6 separate regions of the Homo sapiens genome follow, and all the other regions are linked to region 5. Evidence: chromatin contacts called from ENCODE Hi-C or POLR2A ChIA-PET data. All regions are on one chromosome and are shown on one strand. The core of a region is the stretch at or near the end of the contact, and the rest is flanking DNA. Distances in the headings are between cores, read along the strand shown.

Region 1 (4,049 bases), core at 1,437-3,936, 6.7 Mb after region 5:
TCAAAATGTTCTAGCTCCAACTCTTCAACCTTGTGCAAGCTACTTTAGTGCTCTGTGACTATAAAATGAAGAGGCTCTATCTGGGACTTTCTAGCTTTAAAATCCTATACACTGTGAATTCTATTCCATCTTTTCTACAGAAGTCACTGTGACAAGGCCAATAATAACAAAAACAGGAAAGGGTATTCTTCGTTCAACCCACACATAGTAAAAATTACCTCTCATTATACATCTACTAAGTGCCAGGCTCTTTCTACTTATTTCACTTAATCTTCATTACATCCTAAAAAGCAGGCATTTTCCTCATTTTACTTAGAGGGTATTAGCTATCTCTTACATATCCAATCCAATCAGGGGTGGAAAGCCAGGATTCAAATCAAAGTCTAACTCCACAAAGCAAGCTGTAATAAACCATATTTCATAACCTGGTGCCACAAACACAAATATCAGACAAAAAAGTGGTGGGCTGTGATTATGGTATGACTCTGGTAATCTAGACAGAACATGATCTTCTAGTAGGGTAGCTCAGGCTGCCTTGTTGCCAAGTGGGAATGGATGAGTGAAGCCAAATGTGTGCGTGTGTTACAGTGAGAGACAGAAAAGTGATTTTCAAATGAAAGAAACAGATTTACCGGCTTTCATCTTATGCTTTAAACAATTCTAACCAGACCTGCGCAGTTATTTTTTTTTTTTTTGAGATGGAGTCTCTTCATGCTGCCCAGGCTAGTCTCAAACTCCTGGGCTCAAGCGATCCTCCTGGCTTAGCATCCCCTTAGCTGGGATTATAGGCCTGTGTCACTGCGACTAGCTGCAGTTAATTTTAGTAATACTATATAAAGTTCCCAAAAAGTATTGAAATACAGGCATGAGCAATAAAGTGAAGGCTTTGAAGTAAGGTACCTCTTGGTTGAATCCTGGCTCTATTATTAGCAGTGTGACATTGGTCAAGTTACTTCACCCCTTTTTTTTTTTTTTTTTTTTGAGACAGAGTTTCGCTCTTGTTGCCCAGGCTAGAGTGCAATGGCACGATCTCTGCTCACCGTAACCTCCGCCTCCCGAGTTCAAGCGATTCTCCTGCCTCAGCCTTCCGAGTGGCTGGGATTACAGGCATGTGCCACCACGGCCGGCTAATTCTGTATTTTTAGTAGAGACGGGGTTTCTCCATGTTGGTCAGGCTGGTCTCGAACTCCCGACCTCAGGTGATCCGCCGGCCTCAGCCTCCCAAAGTGCTGGGATTAGAGGCGTGAGCCACCGCGTCCGGCCTACTTCACCCCTCTCAGTCTCATTTTTTGACTTTTAAGGTGAGAATACTCTCACCTATCTTGCAGGGTAGTTAACGATTAAAGCATAATGTGGAATATAAAGAGCTCAGCACAGAACCTAGCACAAGGTAAGAGCCTGACAAATGAAAGCTACTATATTATCCCTCAGGATCCCATTAACAAAGTTAGCCATTAAAGTGTTATACTTAGTCTCTTTTATGTAGATCTAAAATTCTTCTCAAATAAAAAGTTTATTTCAAAAAGGCATACACCCTCGATTCCATTAAACACTAACCAAACTTCAAAATAAGTGTATTCTAAACCTAGAATCTAAGCAACTATTAAATAATGTTTTCAGCGGCTAACCATTTTTTTTTTTTTTTAAATAACGCCGCAAATCATGTCATTAGGAGTTCAGGCAGAAAGCGGTGGACGTGTCCCCAAAGCAGTTTGAGCGCTTAAGATCCCTACTACGTTCAAGGTAGCATTTGCCAAATGATATATATTTGGGTGAGCCCGAAAAGCCGGATCTGAACAAATAACACCAGGCAGAACGACCGCTCTTCCAGTTGATGGGACAGGAGCAGGTGGATTTGTCCTTCAAAGAATATCGTTTTATTCTTAGCCAAATGCTCTCACCAACAGCTGGGTTTTAAACCTTCTCGCAGTTTTCCCCAACGCCCCAGTTTCAGACTGCGAGGGAGGGAGCAGGACTTCAGGCTCCTCTCGGCCAGTGCAGACGAGCGAAAGAGAAAGAGGGAGGGGCCCACGGCCCCGAGGGGCGTGGGAGGCAGTTCGGGCCAGCTCGGCCGCGCATCCGTCCCTTCCCGTGCGGTACCACCTGCGGACCACTCTCCTAGCCCGAGCTTCAGGGCCTACAGAGCTGCGGGGCGCGGCCGCCGTCAGTCCGGCCGAACGGCAGCAATGGGGACTGAGCTGGGGGCGTGATTGAATAACTCTGGGATTTCAGGAGCGGAAGGAGGGCAAAGGGGGAGGCGGCATGTGGATGCCCCCTCCATGGTGGGACGCTGGAGGTGACCTTCGGGTCTCCGAGTGCTCCGTCCCCGTCCCTGCCCGGACCCCTTCCCAAGTCCCAGACCCGCTGCTCCTCTCACCGTCTCGGCTTCTGTGTGCTGGGGTCCGGCACTCTGACCCCCCATTACCCCGCGGAGGAAATTCATCTTGCCGTTCAGCCACCAGGTTTACCGGCCCCTCCGGAAAAAAAAGAAGACAACTTCCCCCGCCCTCCGCAGGGCCTGGGCCCCAATCCCGCACTCTACACACTCCTACTGCTGCCACCACCGCCTCCAACTCGGCGGCCACTCCAGCCCTCTAAGCCCGGAAACAGCCGCCAGCAGCGGCCAAGATGCGCATGCGCGGGGACGTGGCATTACGTGGCGGCTCGAAGGTTGAAGGCAAAAGGGGAGCGGAGGCGAGAGGAACCTCTTAGCTAGGTTCCGCCGAAGCCCCACCCACTGCGCAGACCCCGCCTCCCACCGCAGGGGCACGCCTCCTACCCCCACCCTTCGCGGATTGATCCTGCTGGCCGCAGCCACCCACGTGGTGGAAGCCCGGCCCTGCAGGCTGGAGAGGATTTGATTAGACTACGCGTTTCGACTTGCAGGGTGTTTAATCGTCGCCAAGCGGGACTTACTGCAAGCTATCAAATCTGAGGTCTTATTTTGTTGAGTCGAAAGTGAAATTTTCCTTTGGCCAACGTGACAGGTAAGGCTTCCTGGCGCCTGAGAGGGTTCGCTTGGTTTGACGGTTTACTGGTACCAGCATTGTGGCTTTCTGATCCCGGTAAATTGCATTTCTTTACAGGGCTTTGTTTGGTGGTAAAAAGGGTTACTAGACACCCCTCATTCCACTGCCACTGGAGGGCGCATTTCTCAGCTCTTGCTCTTCAAACCTGCTGAAAGGAATTCCTAGATCTAAACACCAGGTACACCTCTATTTTCAAGTGTCGTCAGGAGGAAACCCATCAAACCCTACATTTAGCTTACTAGAGAAATACATTGTTCTGCTGTGTCAGTTTGGCGAGTAACATAATGTTTCGTTATTAACTCTCAACCCCTGTGTTTTCAGTTTTTTTTTTTTTAACATGAAAAATTGTCATTTTCTCTAATTGGTATGCCTGTTCCTTTGGCAGTGAGGTTGTCAGTACACATGCTTCTGGAATAGTCTTGTAAATTTCTTGAGGCTAAAAAGCACAGGTCTAGTTAGCTAACTGACTCATGCACCTCTCCCCTTGGATTCCCCACAGGTCTCAGATTCAGCATTTAAAATTGAACTCGTCATCTTTCCCTGCCTCCCTTAAAGAAAAAAAGTCAATATGCTGCTTCTACTGTGTGCGTGCCGTGCTCAGTAGTACCACTGTCCAAATAATTGCCTAAGCTAGACAGAGGAAGCTGGGAAGAATCTTAGACTCTGGCTTTCCACCCACACATGTCCAATCAATAGTCATGTCCTATCATTTCTATTTATAGAATATTTCTCAAATAGGTGTTCTGCTCTCCATCCTCTGTGCCTGTGACATAGATTATGTTCTTCTCATCATTTCTCATTGAGATGACAGCAACAGCCTCCTAATTAGTTTGTCTGCATTCAGCCCTGGCTTCCTTCCAGTCCAATCTCCAGTCCATCCTTGGGTGAGACTAACAACAACAAAACATCTGTTCATGTCATTCCTCTTAAAATCCTCCAGTTGTTCCCCATTCTGTCCAGAATAAAGTGCAAACTCCTTAGTTTGTCATACAGGCCTGTTATGATTTAGCTCCTGCCTAC
Region 2 (3,564 bases), core at 971-3,470, 5.5 Mb after region 5:
AATTTTAATTCCAGTGACAACAGAGTGCGCAGAAAGAAGTCACTTCCTCTGTGCACGTATACTTAAAAAAAATCTCCTCTATTATCTGAAGAGGGAGGTCTAACATAAGAATTCTGTGGGATTAAGCTCACATATGGTTGGCCGACTTGGTGTTGGATGTGATTACGGCCACACAACTAAACCTTAAATCCACATACTGTTCCTATTTAACTGACATATATGAACTAATTTATAGAAAATGTGCAGCTAATTATTTCTTCCACCTCCTCCATCCCTCAAGAATGCACCAGCAATAATACGTGTTACTGAAAAAGCCAAACACCCCCACTGAATATTTGCAATCCTAAACGTTTGCCAATTTATCTAAAGCAGATATTGTTATTTTAGTTCTCTGAATCTATGCCTGCTAATAAGTATAATGGGGGGCAGGGGGAGGAGTAATTTAACCAGATAAATTTCACCTCTATAGACCTCAATTTTCTCACCAAAAATAAAACGACTAGCCCAGAGACTATGCAAATTCCCTCAGTAACAATAACCTACATGTGACCACTAATTATCAAGAGCACAATTTATGTGCAAAAGAAGACCAGAATTCTTAAAAGAGCCATGTCATTAAATCGTAGAGTTGAAAAGGCCTAAAAGACAGTCATGATTCGATATGACCGCTGTGTTTTCTGACTGCAGAAAACGTCTTTGAAAGCACCGCGGGCAGCCGAACCACCAAATCGAATTAGAATCCGCAAAGGGACCCATGAACTTCTCCCGAGGGGGTAGGGTGCAAAAGGCGCGCGTATCTGGGGAGGAGTTAGGCGGGGAGAGGGGGAAGAGCCGGGAGCCTGAGAGCACAGCCTTGCATTTCTGGGATTTCCGAGCTTCCAGTATCTCAGTAAGTCTTTCGTCTGTAACTACAAAATCTCCCGAGCCACCACCTGCAGCTGCACAGCTGTGGGAAAGGGAAGAAGAAAAAGGGAAGAGGAGGTGATAGACAGGGAAAGACATCGCCCGAGGCGCCCCCAAAGCCAGTAAGGCGAGTGGACTGTGAACATCGACGATGAAAAGGGGAAAGGGAAAACAGGAGGACTCCGCCTTTCCCACCCAGCTCCGCTCCTTTCAAAAAAAAGGAAAGGCCGCCGCCGCCCCTTCCTCCGCCTTTCACTTGGGGATGCGGAGCGGCCACTGAACCGCACCCTCGGAGTCCCGCTCCCCTCCGGCCCGGCCCCGGGGCGCGGACCGAGTCTTGCAACCCAGTAGGCGCGGCGCCTTGGCCCACACACTCGGGGCAAAGGTATCTCCTCCCTCCTACTCTCCTCCCTCCCGCCGTGGGGCACTCGATTCTTCACGCACCCGCCCGCCCTTCCTCTTCCTCGCGTCCCAGCCTCCTCAGCCCGCCGCCCCCGGCCTTTCAGCCGCAGAACATTTCAGTCCTTCCACCCACACCACAAGGGAGCCTCCAGAAAACTTTGTGTGTGTTATCTGGGGCTTTGTCCACATCCTGGGCAGGGCCCGCTCAGCCGGGTGGATGCCCGAGGGTGTCCGGGATCTCACAATGCGCTGGGGAGGCCACCACGGAAATCCCACCCCTCTGACCTGCTTCTACAGCAGTGCCACACGCAGCACTTCAGCTCGCAATTCCCATGCCCTGAGCGCCCCCTCGGCGCGGGGGAGACTGGAGGAAAGCCCCGAACCCGGCGCCCTTCTGGCTGTCACGAGGGAAGAGGTGCGCGGGCAGAGGGAGGCGGCTGAGACACGCCGCGCCTCAAAGAATTATTTTAAAGGGAACAGGAGAGGGGTCCTTTTTCTTTCGCATTCCCAGAAGAGGGGCGCGACGAGGCGATCCACTGTTGCATCACGTAACTGAGCCCCTGGGCTCCTAACCCCGACCCCAGACGCGCGCCCAAATTCGTGCACACACCCACAGCCGTCGCCGCCGCCGCGGGGCCGAGCACCCGCCCGGCTCCCCTGTGGTCCTCACCGCACCCGCCCCAGAGCAGAGACCACCCGGCGCCCGAGGAGCAGCAGGCGAGGCCCCAGCACTCACAGACGGTCTCCCCACGGCCACGGCCATCGCAGCTGCGGCACCGGCTCCGGCTGCGCCCGGGTGCTTTACGCCGACTCCGGCTGCTGCTAGTGCTCGGGCTCCGGCTCGCCTCCCTCGCGCCTCCCTCGCGGCTGCGCTCTGCTCGCCGGCGTCCCGCTGGCAGCCAGCGGCATCTGCTCCCCCCACGCCGCCGCCCCTCCCGCTTTATTAGAGCAACATGGCCACCCGCCTGGAAGGGACCATTCGCTTCCCCAGGAAGGGGTGTGAGCCTGCGCGCCCGGCCGCGGTGGTGGGCGGGAGGATGGTGGGCGGGCTCCGAGCCCAGCTCCACTGGCCCCGGCCGCGGGGCTCGCCCCTCCGTCCCCAAACGACCGTCTCCGCTGCCATGAGATGCCGACAGCCTGTGCGCTGGCCGCCACCCCCTGCTCCATCAGGTGCTGGAATCTGAGTAAAAGCCTGGGCGCGAGCTCCCAGCCCCGGGGCCTGCCACCGGCTCCACGAAGCGGGCAGCTCCAGCGGCCGCCGGGAGAAGGAAGGGCGACCGGGGGAGACGGGTCGCAGGGACAGCACGTGGCGGAAAGTTAGCCCCGGACTAGCACGCCCCACCCGGAGAAGCCGGCCTGGAAGGGGCTGCGGACCACCAGGCGGAGCGGTGGGCGACCGAAGTGCGGCTGGGCTGGCCTCCTCGTCTCCGCACTGGAAGAATTGCCCTTCCGCAAGTCTTCCCTTCCCACATGGGGGCCCTCCAGGCCGCACCTCGGTCGCCCACCGCTTCCCTTGAGAAGGGAGACTAAAGACAGGCATCTGGAAGCTGTCACTGTGGCGCGCGGGCAGACAGGGGATCCCATTGGAGAGGAAGAGCCGTAGTAGTCGCTGCTGCCTTCGGCCGACCCAACGGCCGCCTGCTTGGGAGGAAGAAAAAGAACGCCCCCGCTGAAGAATTAAGGCAGCCATTGGTTGCTCTAGGGGTAAGGACCGAGGCCTCCCCTGGGTGTCACTGGAGCAGCCACACGTGGGGGATCAGCCGACTTCATTCGATCGCTGGCGACAGACCCGGCGACCCGTAGGAATGCGCGCTGGGGCTGCGGCTGGAGGGCGTGGCGACGGCAACAGGCGGGTGGCTCGAGTGGGTGCGACTCTGGGCGCGTGGGACTGAGAACTCCTCCGCCGTGGGGAAGATTTTTTTCCCAGCAGATGTTGGGGTGTTACTGCGTGTCTGAGGGGCCGGCGGAATGGAGGGGTCCCGGTGCGTGCAGGGCAGCGAGGTGTGTCAGATGAGCTGTGGATCCCTGCGGCCCCACGTGGGCCGGAGAGGGGGGCCCACGACAACAAGCGATTGAGGACAGCGATGGACAGGGCGGGGAACCAGCTGGGTGGAAGCACAGGGAGTGTGGTGAGGAGGGAAGGGCTGTGATCTGCCCTCGGTACGACGCCCCAAGGGACAGCCTGGCCTCCTGAATTAGGGAAAAGACAACCGGTCTCTTTAGACGGGCGCCTCAGAGTCTGACCTGAGTCTTCAAACG
Region 3 (3,550 bases), core at 454-2,953, 6.8 Mb after region 5:
TTTTTCAGTCTCCCAAGTAGCTGGGAGTACAGGCGTTCACAACCATGCCCAGCTAATTTTTGTATTGTTAGTAGAGACAGGGTTTCACCATGTTGGCCTGGCTGGTATCAAACTCCTGACCTCAGGTGATCTGCCCGCCTTGGCCTCCCAAAGTGCTAGGATTACAGGCATGAGCCACCGCATCTGGCTGAAATTGTTTCCTAAAGCATCACTTGTTCGCCAAATCCAGTATTTTCAGTCTTTATCCTTTGGTTCCCTGTGAGATATAAATAGATTATTGAAGCTTCTAGGCCTCTTGCATGAAGGGGCCTTAAAATGTTATACGGTTGAATATGATTATAAAGTTGCAAAAGTAAAATAGTTTTGCGCTCTTGTTCTTAAGCTTCAGGCCCAACAAAACTGAATCTACCCCCATATAAAAGAAGTTCATCAGATTCTCTTATAGCCTATAGAGGTACCAAATGGGACAGGGCTTCTCGCAACTTGGACACAGCTAAGGACAGAGCTAATTGCTACACTAAGAGTCACATCTTGAATTGACCAAATAATTCTATTCTTTCCATAACTAGGCCTCAGGTCTGGTTCTCAATATTACAGGTTCAGGAACTAGATTTTAAGCAGTCTGACCAAGGTAATTAACCACTGGGAGATTAATGCAAACTAACCAAACTCACAAAAGACTATAAAAAGAATGTCTATTTCTTAATGTACAAGAAGGAATCAATACCTTAACATTAATGATTAATACCTTAATATTGACTAGGGTATATGGTAGACATTTGTCTATCCAGGACACTCTATTCCCTAAATCAAAGTAGTTTCGAGACCAAAATGATCATGAACATTTAGTTATCATGATTGAAAGTGTTATTTTACTGGCCTTATGGCCTCCTCGCTGCCTCAGATTCTTTGAAAATGGGGTAAGCTCTGTTCCTGTGTGATTTAAGCCTGTGCATGATTCTGACCTACCAGTCTTGCTCAGTCGTGGATTGAGCTGCATTTTTGCATTTAAGGCAAGTTTTATCGCAAGCCCTAACTCCACCCCATTTGGCTGCCATACGCGGGTGTTGTGCGTGTCCTCCAGATCCCCAGCCATCCCAGCGCTTTCCCATTCCACTCATGCCCTCTCTTCCCCTTCCTCCATCTCAGTGTTTTCCCTCACTTTCAATGGCCAGACTGGCCTTCCCAAGGTCCCTCCTAACGTCAGGTCTGTCATCACCTACCTTCTTCCACCTTGCCTCGCCTACTAATCATCACCTCCTAAACTGTCACCGTTATCTCCTACCTGGCTCACACTGGCCCCACCGCCCAGAACAGAAAGGAAGCATGGAATCCCGGTCAGGCCGCGCCTACGCGACTCAGGGCGCCCGGCGCCCGCCCCTGCCCCAGCGGCGATGCTATGAGGGAAACCGTATCGCATTTTGCATAGTCTTCGCAGTCCTACATAACCGCCACCTTTACCCTTCGCGTGGGCATCACAATCGCCTCCTCCCGCTGGGGAAGGCAGAAAGGCGCCTCCTGACGAGAACCAAGGCGTGTGGGGACGCAGGGCCTCTGCGTGTCAGGGAGCAGAACCTGGGCCGAGCCCTAGGTGAAGGGGCGGGGTGGTTGGCCCTGAGCCAATCATGGCTCGTGACGACTCGGCTCGGCCAATCAGAAGAAGGGAGGCCTGGCGCTCTCGGGGCGGGTGAGAAACCGCCCCCCCTTGCAGCTCCGCGGCCAACGCCTTCGCCCAGGGGTAGTTGGAGCGGTGCAGGTTCCCAGGCTCCAGGTACTGGGCGCCTTACGAGCTGGGAGGTGGTGCCTCTCACCCAGCTAATTGCTCTCTAGCCCTTGGCCTTCACAGGTGTTGGTGCCTGCCGTGAACGCATTCTGACCTGGGCCGTATCTGTCTCCCAAGACTTTGTGCCTATGGTTGGGGACAGAGTGAGGTCGTTGCCTTGACGACGACAGCATGCGGCCCGTGGTCCTCCTAAGTGTGAGCTTGCGGCGGACCGAGGCCCACCTGCCTCCCTGCCTGCTTCGCCCTGGACTCGTGACTGCGTCCGCAGAAGAAATCACAACAGCGCTGGAATTGCTAGTTTGCTAGGCAGCATCTTTTGGACCTGCGAACCATATGCATTTCACCTCAAATTTGTTTCCAAGTTGAAAACCTTTGGGTCTTTCTATGCGAACGGATTGAAGAAACGGTAAGTATAGTACGTTTTAAAGCTTCTATTATCTCGTTCTTTGATCTATAAAAGATTTCAATCTTTTTTTTTTTTTTTTTTTTTTTTTTTTTTTTTTTTTTTTGAGACGGAGTTTCACTCTTGTTGCCCAGGCTGGAGTGCAATGGCATGGTCTCGGCTCACCGCAACCTCTGCCTCCTGGGTTCAAGCGATTATCCTGCCTCAGCCTCCCAAGTAGCTGGGATTACAGGCATCACCACCACGCCCGGCTAAGTTTGTATTTTTAGTAGAGACAGGGTTTCTCCATGTTGGTTAGGCTGGTCTCGAACTCGCAACCTCAGGTGATCCGCCCGCCTCGGCCTCCCAAAGTGTTGGGATTACAGGCGTGAGCCACCGCTCCCGGCCCTTTAATCTGTCTTAAACAAAATAAAAAATTAGCATTCTCCAAATATTTTTATCAAAATTGTTGCTTTTAGAACCATCCAGAAATAACACCTTGCCCATTGGCCAGGTTTCTTTTTCGTTTGTATTACCTTTCCGTTCAAGAGTAGAAGGCATGAGAAGTTATAGTTTATGAGTAACTGTTTCAGGAAACAGGAGGCTTTGTAGGCTGTGATACTTTTAAAGTATTTGTGGACAGTGTCACTTGAAAAAGCAGGTGTGTTCAATGTGGTGTGTCCAGATATGCAATTGGTTGGGAGAATAAACTTGAAGCAGTCAACTTGCATTAATGTTAGCTTGGGATATGCTTCAGAACACCTCAGACATGCTTAAAGTCATTTTTTTTGGTTCACTTTGTGCTTTCAAATATTGAGGACATCAATTACAAAATGTTTTAAAATAATCCAGGTTATAGATTCAAGCTATTTTTGTCATTGGTATGATAAACCTAAAGCCTAGTGCTTAATAAAACATACTCTCTTAATGGAAGAGAAAAAAATTAAGAAGGGATAGAATTATATGGAGATTTTTTTTTTCAAATACAAACAGTTTATTAAAAAATAGTTAATGGAAGTGGAATAGAAGGTAAAATGTCAAATGCATGGAAAGTTAGTGTCTGGGACACTGCTCTGTAAAAAGTTTGTAGTAGAATCTACTATGAAAACTGGTAGTAAAATAATAATTTAAGTCGATGTTCATTGGTATTGTTTTCATTTCCCACCCCTCAAGATCAATCTTCTGGTTCTCCACATATAGCTACATTAAAAATATATATATTATAAAATCTCAAACTATTATATGTCAAGTGTGGAAAACGTATTGTATACATTGGATTAGCATAGTTTGCTAGAACAAAGAGAATATTTGTTTTGTCTTTGCATCACTGTTCCAATAGAGAAATAGGAAAAACAGTTCACGATCTGAGTAAATTTTAGATTGCC
Region 4 (3,585 bases), core at 887-3,386, 6.3 Mb after region 5:
TTGGGGAGCTCTAACTGCTTCTTAAATAGACTTTCAACCAGTTCCTCTCATTTTAACTTCCCTTTACCCCAACTTATGAAGATACGTGATATCTCCAATTCCTGAGCTTCTGGCAGATTCCATAAATTAATCATTGGTTTTCCTTTCTGCTAGACTGGGAGGGCTGTTTGTTTTTTTAAGGTAAGCTGAGTACTTAGCCATTAGACAATGTGCTAAATCAGGGGTGTCCAATCTTTTGGCTTCCCTGGGCCACGCTGGAAGAAGAAGAATGGTTGTTTGTTTTTTTAAGGTAAGCTAAGTACTTAAGCGTTAGGCTATGTGCTAAATCAGGGGTGTCCAATCTTTTGGCTTCCTTGGGCCACACTGGAAGAAGAAGAATTGTCTTGGGCCACACATAAAATACACTAACAATAGCTGATGAGCTTTAAAAAAAATCGCAAAAAACCTCACAATGTTTCAATAAAGTTTACGAATTTGTGTTGGGCTGCATTCAAAGCCATCCTAAGCCATGAGCCACATGTGGCCTGTGGGCCGCAGCTGGACAAACTGCTGGTAAATCAAAGCTCCTTAACATGCTAAGGAAGGTCTTTCAAGATCTGGTTTCCACCTATCTGTCATTCATTCATTATTTATTTCCCCCTGTTATATGCCAGGCACTTGTGATGGGCATGGAACAAGAGGGACATGGTTCTTGCACTTATGGAATATATACTATTGTAAGGAAAAATTAGATTGATAAATTATCTGTGACAAACAGTGAAAGAAGGCAGGGCAGTGGGTATGAGAGCATACTCAGTTTGTAGGAGTCAGACACGGGTCCACCATTCACCAACTTGCCCAAGCCAGAAAGCAGGAGGTTGTCCTTGAATCCTTACTTCCCACGTCCAAATACTACGAGTCTCATATATGCTATTTCTTAAGTATCTCTCAAATTTATTCTCCTAATTCCACTGCCAGATGTAATCCAAGTCATTATCATCTCCTACCTGTGCAACTACAACAGACTCCTAAAAGCTCTATCTTCCTCAGGCATTCTGGCTCCTTCCAATCCATTCTCCTTATGGCAGCCAGAGGGATCTTCTAAAAACAAAATTCTAGTCATACTAGTCCTCTGCCTAAAACCCCTTAAAGGTTTCCCATTACCCTCAAGAAATAGTCTGAAATCCTTACCATAATTTACAAGGCAATATAATATAATGGTAATTTTTACAAATTGGGACTCTGGAGTGGAGAAACATGAGTCCAAAACCAGACTCCAGAACCTACCTGCAAGGTGACTTTGGGCAAGCTGCTTAACAACTCCAAACCTCAATTCTCTCATCTCACCTGCAAAATACAGTTACAGAATCTTCTCTATTTATTTATTCTGAGGATTAAATTATATTACAAGTACAACAGAGGGGGCCCACTCTTCCCCTCTTTTTCAGTGCTCCCCTTAGAGCTGTGGTTAGGAGTATTTACTCTGTAAACAGCCTGACCCTTTGGTACCTGTTTCCTCTTTTATAAATTGGAGATAGCAGCAACCCACCTCATAAGATAGCTGATTAAATTATGTAAAATGTCTAGAAGAGTGCCTGGCACATAGTAAACGCAACGTGTTTGCTACAATTCCATTCGCTTTCATTTCTTCCAACGTGCATCCTCTTTACTGCTTCTGCTCCGTCTACTCATCCTTCAGCACTGGGTTCAAATACCACCTCCTCGTGGGTGTTGGGGGGGTTCTCAACCCCAGCCCTGCTGCCCGACCTCCCAGGCCCGCTAGTTGATGAGGCAGCAACTTCAACCCTACCACATACAAATTCTAGCTGTCTACCGCGTATCCCTACAGTAACAACTTCAGCCTCTGCACACCTTTCCCAAAGAACCTCCCTACGGCAGTTTTTAAAGGACTCTCAGGCGGCACACCCTCGCGAGCGTCCCAGCATTTTACCTTAACAGTGACACCCCACAGCATGTGAAGCCCACCGGAAGTGAGCTGGCTGGGGGCGTTCCCTCACAACCACCCACCTCCTACGCCCTTGGCGCCTTCCGGCCTCTTAGGCTAGGTCAGAAAGGAGGCGGAACTCGGTGATCTGACTGGCGGTTTCCCGGCCGGACTGAGAAGGGGAGCGCGCTGCGCGTCGCAGGAGTAACCTACTTGGTCTCCTGCTTTCGCGACATGGCCTTCAATTTTGGGGCTCCCTCGGGCACCTCCGGTACCGCTGCAGCCACCGCGGCCCCCGCGGGTGAGTGATCCCCCTAGACCTTCACCCGGGAAGAAGGGGAAGGGTCTGGTCCGCCCCCTCTGTCCGAGACTCTCCGACCTGGGGATCCTGGAATCTCCCGCCGACGCGGAGACTTTAGAGGCATTGGAAAAGGGCGGGCGGCGGCAGAGTGGGCCGAGGCGGCACCCGAGGAGGCCACGGGGGTACTCGGGGTCCCACTAGAAGCTCGCTTGCCGCGCGTGAGTTTCCACAGGGCCCTGGCTTGAGCGGTTCGCTTCCCGCTGCCGGGGAGTCCTACTCAGAGAAATTGGAGGTTGCTTCCCTCTCCCCTTGCCCGAGAACCTCCCTCCCCTCTGCACCTCAGCCTCCTGGATGGGCGGGAACGCTTGCGTGGTTCCCGCTGCCGGACTCGGCGAGGATAGGGCTGGGGATCCACCGGCACTGCCCATTGACTCCCTTAGTTCCACCCCCGGCCCCCTGTGGTCCTCGCTGTGGGGTTTATCCGTCATGCTTCTTCCATCTGCCCCACCCCACCCCCACTCTGCTTTCTTAAACTGTTTGGAGCAAAACCAGGTTTGTTCACTTCTGTGAAACCTCCTGCTGATTCTTCTAATCCTTATCTTGCTTTCTTTTCTTTTTCCCTCTCCCCCTTTTTAAAATTTTGTTTCTTTGCCTACACGCCTATCAGGATTTGGTGGGCTTGAGACTGCCAACTCCACCGCCAGTGGGTTTAATTTTGGGGGTTTCGGATTAACTGCTAATCCTGCAGTGAACTTTAATATTGGGAATTTCGGTGTTTCTACTACCTCGGCGACTCCGTTCAATTTTGGTAACAGTCTGGCAAGTGCAGGTAGATACTGCGGGTTGTATGTGTAACCAGTGTTGGGAGCTGGAGTCCAAGAATATTGTGGTTCCTGGAGTTTGGGAAAGAACAGTTACTTGTCTAATAGGGAAAGGAAATTTATTTCCTTATCTCGAATCAAAAACATCTGTATCAAGTTTTTACTGCCTTAAAAGATGTGGTTTAGGAAAGTTTTGCAAGTTACAGTGTTCCTTTATTAAATGTGCACTTATCTTCCAAATGATAAGCATTTGGATTATAATTTTGAATAGATCTTTAAAATTATTAGGTAGGACTTCCAAAGTATAAACTCACCACCAGTCAAGCCCATCCTGGGATTCTTGGACTCCTGCAGTCATTTTTCATTTTTTCTGCATCTTTCATTGAGATTTCATTTTATTGTCCTTGTGTTTCCAAAGAGAAACAAGTCTTATACGAACAGCAGTAACCTGTTTTGTTTTTTAACTTGTGTTATAATGATAATAATGTATTTCTTTGGTCAACTCAGCAGATTAGGATACTATAAGATGTGTAATTTCT
Region 5 (3,978 bases), core at 785-3,284:
GCACATGTCTGTAATCCCAGCTACTGGAGAGGCTGCGACAGAAGAATCGCTTGAAGCTGGGAGGCAGAGGTTGCAGTGAGCTGAGCTCACACCACTGCACTCCAGCCTGGGCAACAGAGCGAGACTCCGCCTCAAAACAAAAACAAAAACCGTGGAGAAAATGCTAAACTCGATTTCTTCTGAACCTATGCTAAGATGTCAAGGTACTGTGATTCTTCTAAAAGAATTTTAAAGGTTGTTATGTTTGGTGTCCTAAAAGTGTACATGGATTTTATATTATAACCTACATCAAGAAACTCATTCAGGCCAGGCGCCTTGGCTCATGCCTGTAATCTCAGCACTTTGGGAGGCCAAGAATTCCAGACTAGCCTGGGCAATATGGCGAAACCCCGTCTCTACAAAAAATACAAAAATTAGCCAGGCATGGTGGCTCTCCCTTCAGTCCCAACTACTCGAGAGGCTGGGGCAGGAGGATGCCTTAAGCCCAAGGAGGTAGAGGCTGCAGTGAGCTGTGATTGCACCACTCCACTCCACTCCAGCCTGGGAACAGAGTGAGACTCTCAAAGAAAAAAAAAAAAAAGCCTTATTCACAGATAATTTTTTTTAAAAATGGAAACTAAAATAGAATTTAAAACCCAAGCTGCTCAGTTTCTTGGAAGATGGATTTTTCCTACTTGGTAATATACTTTGTATATCTCGACTATTATTGTGCATGCAAGCACCTCTAAGAAGTACTTGTATCTGCAATGAATTCTTAAACCTCAGGGAGCCAAATAAAAAGACAAGGCCCGAGGAATTCTTTCAAAAATTAAAGTAACATTTCATATTTGCTTATTCTAACAGACAAAGAATAAAGAAGGAATCCGCTAAGTTGCAAGCTGAGGTGCAGACAAGTGCTGGTTCACAGTGACATCCTAGAAGGAATGCTCTGGATAAGAGCTTCAAGCTTCTGTGGTTTTCTGAGGAAAGTGAACGGAATCTAGACGTGTCCTATAGCTCAAAAAATCAGCGCTATGGACCACAGCGCCTAACAGAGTAAAATAATACACTGTGCAGTTTGGCCACTAACAGCAAGAGTGGGAAGGGGCGAAGAGGAACCTTGATTGCCCGACACCAGGGCCACCTGAAAAGTCATCTTGACACTTCAGTCTTTCCATTTTGAGATCGGAAGCTTTAAGGACCATTAAATCGCTGCCGCTGCCACACCAGGCCCGACGGAGCAGAAAGGCTGCGCTCACCTGCGGAAGCGACCGGGTGCACACCTGCCGGGTGGCGAGGCCCGCACCGTCACACCCCGCCCCGGCTTACCTGCCCTTCGGTGATTTTTAGCGTCAACTTCCATCCCTTCCCACCCATCTGGATCCAACCAAGCGCAAGGGCGGGGGAGGGAGAAGCTAGTGTCGCGAGGAAAAGCATCCCCGCAACCCACCGCAGGCTTTCTCTCCTTCCTCCCCATTCCACACAAGAGGCAGCCACACCGCCTCTCCTAACCCTCGTCTCCAATGCAAGGCCTGAAATACTTAGAAAAAATAATAACTGTTTTTAAGGAAAAGTAACATCCCCGCTCCCTTCCGCCCCTCACCTTCACGAAAGCAATCGGGGTTGTGGTACCTTCGATATCTAACAGGATCACGGTGACTTCGGCGGGGACCGAAAGCACGACCATTTCCCTACCGGATGCTACGGGACTCGGCCTGCTGTTGGGGAGGGCGGAGGGCGGCGCCGGCTGCGGCTGCGGCCCCCGGTACCGTCTTGGGCTTCCGGCGGCCCCGCGCGATCTCGGAGCCAGCGACCAAGTGCAGCCCGCCGCGCGTGGGGAGAGGACACTTCTGCACACCTGGAACTGGAAAAGGCGGCCGCCCAGGAGCCCTGAACTCGTGAGCAGGACGGGGCAGGAGCCCGAGACCACGTGGGCAGGAAAAGGGGCGGCCCTTGACGGGTTCGGCGGGGCGGGGAGGGTGAAGGCGCCAGCGCCGATTGGCCGCCGTCAGGCCTCGAACTGGATCCGTCAAAATGGGCCTCGCGTGGGCGGGAACAAAGAAGCGAACGCGGGAGCAGGGTGCGCGAGAGCGCGCCCTCCGCAGACAGGTTGAGCGAGCGGGAGAGGCCCGGGGCACGTGCAGAAAGGAGCCCCGCGAGTGGCGCGCCGGGGATGTGAGTGCCCCTTGCCCTCTACTGAATCCAGCCCCCTCCCCGCCCACCGCCTCCGCCTTTGCATAGATACAGTCATCTGGCCAGCCCCCGCCCCTCCTCCCGGCGTCAGCCCGCCAGAGGCCGCGCGGGGCCCGGGCTTCGGCCGATCAGCCCGGGAGGCCCCGCCGCGCCCCCTTGGCCCGCGCGCCCGTGGTCACAGTGGAAGAGGCGCCCGCGCTGCGCTGCCCGGAGGAGCCGTCGCGCGCCCGCTTCCTGTTCGGCTGGTTCCTGCCAGCTCGAGGACAAAACACGCGTGCGCGCGGCGGGCGAGCGCGCTCGCCGCCTCAGTCGCCAGCGCCGGGCGCAGTCCGCCTTTTTCCGGAGCAGACTGGCCGCGGTGCTAGTCGGTAGCAGCGGCCGCCGCAGCGGCTCCGCACTGGCGAACCGAGGGCAGAAAAAGGCGGGGTTGACGGCTTTTTGGTAGGAGTGGGCTGGACCGGACGCCAGAGACAAAGGCTCCCAAGGCAAGAGGGACTGTGGCCCTGCGTCGGCTCTGCTCGGGACTGCTGACCCCAGGAATTTACGCCCCTTCGTTTTTCTCTTCTGATTCTTCTCTTCTCCCAAGCCCGCGTCCCCTCACGCGTGGCCTCTCTCCTTGCCGGGAGGGCCGCGATGGAGGTCCCGCCCAGGCTTTCCCATGTGCCGCCGCCATTGTTCCCCTCCGCTCCCGCTACTTTAGCCTCCCGCAGCCTCTCCCATTGGCGGCCGCGGCCGCCGCGGCAGCTAGCCCCGCTCCTCCCTTCGCTCGCTCCCAGCTCCGCCCGGCAGGGGGCGCGCCGGGCCCAGCGCCACGTCACCGCCCAGCAGCCCTCCCGATTGGCGGGCGGGGCGGCTATAAAGGGAGGGCGCAGGCGGCGCCCGGATCTCTTCCGCCGCCATTTTAAATCCAGCTCCATACAACGCTCCGCCGCCGCTGCTGCCGCGACCCGGACTGCGCGCCAGCACCCCCCTGCCGACAGCTCCGTCACTATGGAGGATATGAACGAGTACAGCAATATAGAGGAATTCGCAGAGGGATCCAAGATCAACGCGAGCAAGAATCAGCAGGATGACGGGTACCGCACGCTTCTTCCCCCGCTCCCCCTCCCCCAGCGCGCCGCACGCGCCCTTCGTTCCTCGTGAGCCGCGCGCTGCCCCCATTCTTTCTCAGAGTCGATTCCCCGCGTGCCTTCTGGGCCCCACTAGATTGGAGGGAAGAGGAAAGTAAGAGATCGAGGGGGTGACTGGAGAGACCCGGGAAGAGTGGGGGAAGGGCGGAGGGGTTGGAGGAGGAGGGCGGCGGCGTCTGTGTCCCGAGCGCGCAGGCGCCGCGTGGGACCCGGGGGGGAGGGGCCGGCCTCCCAGCGCTGCACGCTGCAGCTGCCGCCGCCTCTTCATTGTGTCTCTGTTACCACTCGGCGCGGTTTTCCTGGGAAGAGTTTTAGAGGACTGAGTTGGGGCACAAGCAGGCGACTGGTACCCAGATTCACAAAACGTGTTATGATTGATGAGTTCTCTGGGTGGAACGTTGGCTTGACAGCTGAGAACGAAGATGGACCTAAGTAAGATAAGATGTGAGGGATTCATCTAGGAAGTTGTGCCTTCTACCTAAAGGAATCTGGGCAGAACCTTTACTGTATTTTATTGGTCTCTTTTGAGCTTTGCTTTATGTAGTGCGGACAGTGAGCTGTCCGCTGGTTTGAGTAACTTCGTTGGGATATTGGGATTTTTGTGTGACATAGATTAAATGTAAACATGAATTAAATTGCCTACACTTAGGGGGTAAATGTCCCTGTTTTTATTTCA
Region 6 (3,982 bases), core at 116-2,615, 5.9 Mb before region 5:
TATTACTATAATTTGTGAGCCGTCAATATGAGAGTCACTCTCTAACCTGGTTATTAAATGCACTGGATTCAAAACAGTTGTCCCTGGCCTAGAATAACTAAAATGCCAAATCAAGTTAATTATTTATCTTTAAAATCTCTAATCTCTCTGCTCTTCTCTCCCTTCAGTGATATTGTCATAGTTTAATCAAAGTCATCTTCCACCTTAAATTTCATCTGTCATCATCTCCTAATCAGTTTCCCAATAGCTTATTTTAACTGTTCTTTGCACACTAACCAAAGTGATGTAAAGTCTAAACCCAGACCCTTTCACTTCTTTTTTTCGAATGCCTCAATAGAAGCCCATTAAATTTAAAATGTAATGCCAACTCCAAGCCCCTGTCTGCCTCATCTCTCTCACATCATGCTGTTCTTTCCCTCCCTCAATATGCTGGAGACACTTTGGCTTTCTTTCTGTTCTTCCAAAACGCCGGGCTGTCTCACCGAGAGACCTTTGTCTGCTGTCCCCTCTGCCCAAAACAATTCATCATTTTATTGGTTCCATGGCTGAATGACTGATGGTTTAAATGCCATCTTATAAAGTTCTCATATAACAATCTTATCTGAAGTTATCCTCCAGTGTCCACACCATGCCTATTTCTTTCCTTGACATGATTAATTACTATTCTATGTGCTTGCTTACTTGTTGGTTTTCTCCCTCTTCTTTGTTAGACTGAAAATTCTATGAGGGCAGCTATCGTGTCTAGCTGTGTTAGGGGCGTATCCCCAGTGCCTAGCAAATGTATAGCATACAAGACGTCCTTCAATAAACACAGAAATACTTGTTTAATGAATTAATAGACATTCCCTAAAGATCACAAGATACCTGTTCAGCCACGAAGAAGACTGCACTGTGCACTGCTGTTCAAAGACATGGCAGTGAAATCAGATGCCTTTCAAACTCTAAGCCTAAGCAGTATTGGCATTCCGTTCTCGGTTTCCTGGCTGTCACAACTACAGTCCCTTAGCCCGAAGCGAAACCCCCTCCGCGCTCCGCCCGCTGGCTAGGTACCAAGTCTCGCGGCCCCACCCACCGCGCAAGCGCGCCCCCTCTTTGGCTGGGGAGCTAACCTCGGGAGGGCGGGGCGCCGCCGCGAGCCACCACTGGCACAGGGTGACGTCGCTCCGCCGCGCAGCTGGAAGCCTGCGAAGTCAAATAGCAGCCGCGGGGAGGCTCGTTCCCATCGGCATCTGTGACTGGCTGCGATCGAGGGCCCGGGCGGCCGGCCAGCCGTCTCGCCGAGTGCGGACTGGCCGGATCTGCTGTCAGTCAGCGGGAACAGACTTCTCCCTCTCCATCTGGTCAACTGCGGGAGAAAAATTTTCGAGAATTTCCAGCAGGCAAGGCAGTGGCCGCTTTGACTGCTTGCTTCGGAGATCCGAGACGACGGAGAAGGCACTCTTATTTACCGACCAAGAAAGCTCCTCCCCCGTCCTCCGTTAGCTAATTAAAACATTTTTCAGGGACGTAGCCATCCAGAGGTAAGAGCCTAGAGAGTGCAATTCATTTATTTCTGCTAACCATGTATGCTGTTCTTTATTGGCGGTCGCGGAATGGAGAGTAAACGGAGAAGGGTTTCCCGGGAGGTCGAAGGGGAGACGTCGGTTTCCGTTCCCCCGCCCCCCGAGTCGGCGCTTGGCCGGCGGCCTCTCGGAGTTCTCAGAGCGTCGCTTTCTTCCCTTTGGAGGTCGTGAGCAGCTCGTCGGGGTGAGGCGGGGCCCAGCTGGGCTGCCTGCGCCCCGGGCGGCGGGTTTCCAGCCCAGACTGCGCTCGGCCTTGAATGTGGCCGCAGGCTGGAGGGCCAGCGCGGCGCGAGGCGGGCAGGGTGGGTGGGCTGGGACTGGAGACCCTTGCCCGAGGCCCCGGAAGCGAGGATGCTGCGGGGTGGGTGCCGCGTTGCCTCCCGGGCGAGGGAAACGTGGCGACAACGGGCTCGGTACGCCCAGAGGGAGGTTGGGAGGCGGAGACCTGGCGGCAGAAGGTGCCGAGGGAGCCCAGCTATTTGCGAGGCTTCGCAGGCAGGCGGGCGTGTGTTCTTCCCACCGTGTGTCACCCTGACCACCCGCCTGTCAGGGCCAGCGAGCCGAGGCCAGGATCCTGAGCTGTACCCAGGTGAGCTTTTCAGGAGGTCCGGCATCGTGAAGGATGCACAGCCCCGGCTGGTTTTGATCCGAAGACTTGGGTTTTACTTTGCGCAGGGAGCGCTGTAGTACTCAAGGCGTTGTAGCTGGTGATGTCTTTTTCAGCAGCCGCTTTCTGTAGATGAGGGAATTCACCGGATGTGACAAAGAGGCTCCAGGTGGAAATAGCCAGGGAATTTGCAGTCTCAAAAGCTCCACGGGCTTTTCTGAGCCTCCCACTGCTAACGTGCAGCAAGGCCTCATCGGTTCTTTCCGTCAGGGCGGAGGAATGAGGCTGTCCTTCGGTTTCAGAATGAGCGACTAAAGTGACAGATTACAATGACGATGAAAAAGAGCAATGAGACCGGTAGCAATGGCTCACGCCTGTGATCACAGCACTTTGGAAGGCCAAAGCGGGCTTGAGCCCAGGAGTTCGAGACCAGCCTGGGCAACACATCGAAACCTCGGCTCTACAAAACATACAAAAATTACCCGGGCGTGGTGGCATGTGCCTGTGGTCCCAGCCCCGGAGGCTGAGGTGGGAGGATCTCTTGATCCTGAGTGGTCGAGGCTGCAGTGAGCCGAGATCGCACCACTGCACTCCAGCCTGGGCGACAGAGCAAGACCCTGTCTCAGAAAGAAAAAGAAAAACAGCCATGGTTTGTGGTGTTCTGGTTAGGCAGCTGTGGCAGGAAGAAGAGCAGCACGTGCGTGTGTGTGTGTCTGATAAAATACCTTAGTTACAATATTTGAGTAGTGAGTTCTCGCTAATAATTTTTTCTTGCAACCTTAGTCATTACTACTGATCACCCAGGCAAATTCCTTGACTGCAATCCTTAGAGACGAGGAAAGAAGAGAGGAGAGTGGCTGGTGACATAATAGACTGTGAAGGAAAGTTCTTAAAGGCATTATAAAGTTACAGGTTTGGGATATAGTCTGTGGCTTGTATGCATATTTACTAACGTGTCTTAAAAGATATCTATGGGAATAGAATACTGAGTACTTTTCACTGCTCACATTTCACACTTTTCTCCAGTCACACATCTGAACATAGACATATTCACATTAAACCTAAGGGGAGTCCTTTGGAGTTTTTATTGTTGTTTTCTTTTTTCCCCTCAGGTAAAGCAGTAAATTTTCTTTCCCTTCCTCCTAGCAGGGTATTGAGAAAGAAGGTATTGGGGTCCCAATTAGCTGAAATACATTCTGGAAATTTCCATACTATTTGAATTTACTGGGATGCCTTAATTGATTTTCTAAAAAGGTCGATAGGTAAATATTTGGTTTAAGAATATTTAAAAGGGCTGTGTTCTCATTGTGGAAGTTGTAGATACCTAAATGCCACTTCATAATGGGCAGATAGGAATGCTTTCTTAAAATATTTTTTCTAGAGGGATAAAATCTAAGCAGGTTTCAGAACTTTAGAACTCCTGAATAATTTTGGCATGTGCTTAAACTGCCCTTTTGACCTGCTTTTAACATACAAGAACAGTTTAACTCAAATCCAGTGCACCTTCCTGCCAGAGAAAGTGCTTTCCTTTTGGATGACTTGACTTCCAAAGATTGAATATAATGTTAAAATGGTTTATAAAAATAAACTAGCCATGTTTTCCGATCAAAAAATTGACCTAAATCTCCCCTGCTTACTTAAAAAGATTCCTTCTCTCTCTTAGTTTGTGGAATAATGAACTCATCCCAATTTTTAATTGCTGAACTGACAAAAGACAATCCTTAGGTGTTTGCTAGTTTGTTCTCCACTCTTTTTGTTTAGAGAACACTGATTGCTTTTTTTTTTTCCTTAAGGTTTTTGTTTTTCACATCAC

What was found. Hi-C counts contacts between places; a loop is a spot of excess contacts on that map. ChIA-PET counts read pairs that join two places held with the same protein, here RNA polymerase II (POLR2A). Pooled maps may share reads with other maps.
Region 1: a loop to region 5 is called in a pooled map, with 21 times the contacts of the local background. The contact joins the promoter of USO1 here to the promoter of HNRNPDL in region 5. A Hi-C loop is called at or near these places in 12 of 50 pooled maps. POLR2A ChIA-PET finds 5 or more read pairs at or near these places in 2 of 52 experiments (CD4-positive, alpha-beta T cell and naive thymus-derived CD4-positive, alpha-beta T cell).
Region 2: a loop to region 5 is called in a map of CD8-positive, alpha-beta T cell, with 11 times the contacts of the local background. The contact joins the promoter of SEPTIN11 here to the promoter of HNRNPDL in region 5. A Hi-C loop is called at or near these places in 1 of 168 maps with a recorded cell type or tissue (CD8-positive, alpha-beta T cell) and 6 of 50 pooled maps. POLR2A ChIA-PET finds 5 or more read pairs at or near these places in 1 of 52 experiments (common myeloid progenitor, CD34-positive).
Region 3: a pooled map shows a loop between it and region 5 (9-fold over the local background). The contact joins the promoter of CDKL2 here to the promoter of HNRNPDL in region 5. A Hi-C loop is called at or near these places in 3 of 50 pooled maps.
Region 4: a map of CD8-positive, alpha-beta T cell shows a loop between it and region 5 (9-fold over the local background). The contact joins the promoter of NUP54 here to the promoter of HNRNPDL in region 5. A Hi-C loop is called at or near these places in 2 of 168 maps with a recorded cell type or tissue (CD8-positive, alpha-beta T cell and naive thymus-derived CD4-positive, alpha-beta T cell) and 10 of 50 pooled maps.
Region 6: a map of CD8-positive, alpha-beta T cell shows a loop between it and region 5 (11-fold over the local background). The contact joins the promoter of PPM1K here to the promoter of HNRNPDL in region 5. A Hi-C loop is called at or near these places in 1 of 168 maps with a recorded cell type or tissue (CD8-positive, alpha-beta T cell), 1 of 37 single-sample maps with no recorded cell type and 10 of 50 pooled maps. POLR2A ChIA-PET finds 5 or more read pairs at or near these places in 2 of 52 experiments (CD4-positive, alpha-beta T cell and activated CD4-positive, alpha-beta T cell).

Annotation. Positions count from the first base shown.
Region 1 is chr4:75,723,214-75,727,262 of GRCh38, reverse strand. USO1 (USO1 vesicle transport factor) reads right to left here and starts at 2,686. Exons shown (of 24, transcript NM_003715.4): 1 at 2,378-2,686. The coding sequence starts at 2,443. It also overlaps a transcript of G3BP2 not described here. RefSeq lists silencers at 2,218-2,395, 2,730-2,899 and enhancers at 2,480-2,559, 1,656-2,575, 2,576-3,496.
Region 2 is chr4:76,948,408-76,951,971 of GRCh38, reverse strand. It overlaps SEPTIN11 (septin 11), which reads right to left and starts at 2,220. Exons shown (of 10, transcript NM_018243.4): 1 at 2,042-2,220. The coding sequence starts at 2,068. LOC105377294 (a long non-coding RNA gene) reads left to right here and starts at 2,407. Exons shown (of 3, transcript XR_001741739.2): 1 at 2,407-3,009. RefSeq lists silencers at 1,926-2,235, 2,266-2,445 and an enhancer at 3,356-3,435.
Region 3 is chr4:75,628,681-75,632,230 of GRCh38, reverse strand. It overlaps CDKL2 (cyclin dependent kinase like 2), which reads left to right and starts at 1,703. Exons shown (of 14, transcript NM_001330724.2): 1 at 1,703-2,189.
Region 4 is chr4:76,146,948-76,150,532 of GRCh38, reverse strand. NUP54 (nucleoporin 54) reads left to right here and starts at 2,136. Exons shown (of 12, transcript NM_017426.4): 1 at 2,136-2,225. The coding sequence starts at 2,159. It overlaps LOC124900718 (a long non-coding RNA gene), which reads right to left and starts at 1,984. Exons shown (of 2, transcript XR_007058144.1): 1 at 1,931-1,984; 2 at 1-1,326. RefSeq lists an enhancer at 2,027-2,186.
Region 5 is chr4:82,428,518-82,432,495 of GRCh38, reverse strand. It overlaps HNRNPDL (heterogeneous nuclear ribonucleoprotein D like), which reads left to right and starts at 2,034. Exons shown (of 8, transcript NM_031372.4): 1 at 2,034-3,248. The coding sequence starts at 2,806. It overlaps ENOPH1 (enolase-phosphatase 1), which reads right to left and starts at 1,906. Exons shown (of 6, transcript NM_021204.5): 1 at 1,583-1,906. The coding sequence starts at 1,666. RefSeq lists enhancers at 1,316-1,415, 1,779-2,574, 2,726-2,815, 3,136-3,195, 2,575-3,370 and silencers at 1,656-1,975, 2,096-2,495, 2,866-3,105, 3,416-3,585.
Region 6 is chr4:88,281,944-88,285,925 of GRCh38, reverse strand. PPM1K (protein phosphatase, Mg2+/Mn2+ dependent 1K) reads left to right here and starts at 1,365. Exons shown (of 7, transcript NM_152542.5): 1 at 1,365-1,520. It overlaps PPM1K-DT (PPM1K divergent transcript), which reads right to left and starts at 996. Exons shown (of 5, transcript NR_134238.1): 1 at 865-996. RefSeq lists a silencer at 1,003-1,222 and enhancers at 957-1,480, 1,393-1,482, 1,523-1,582.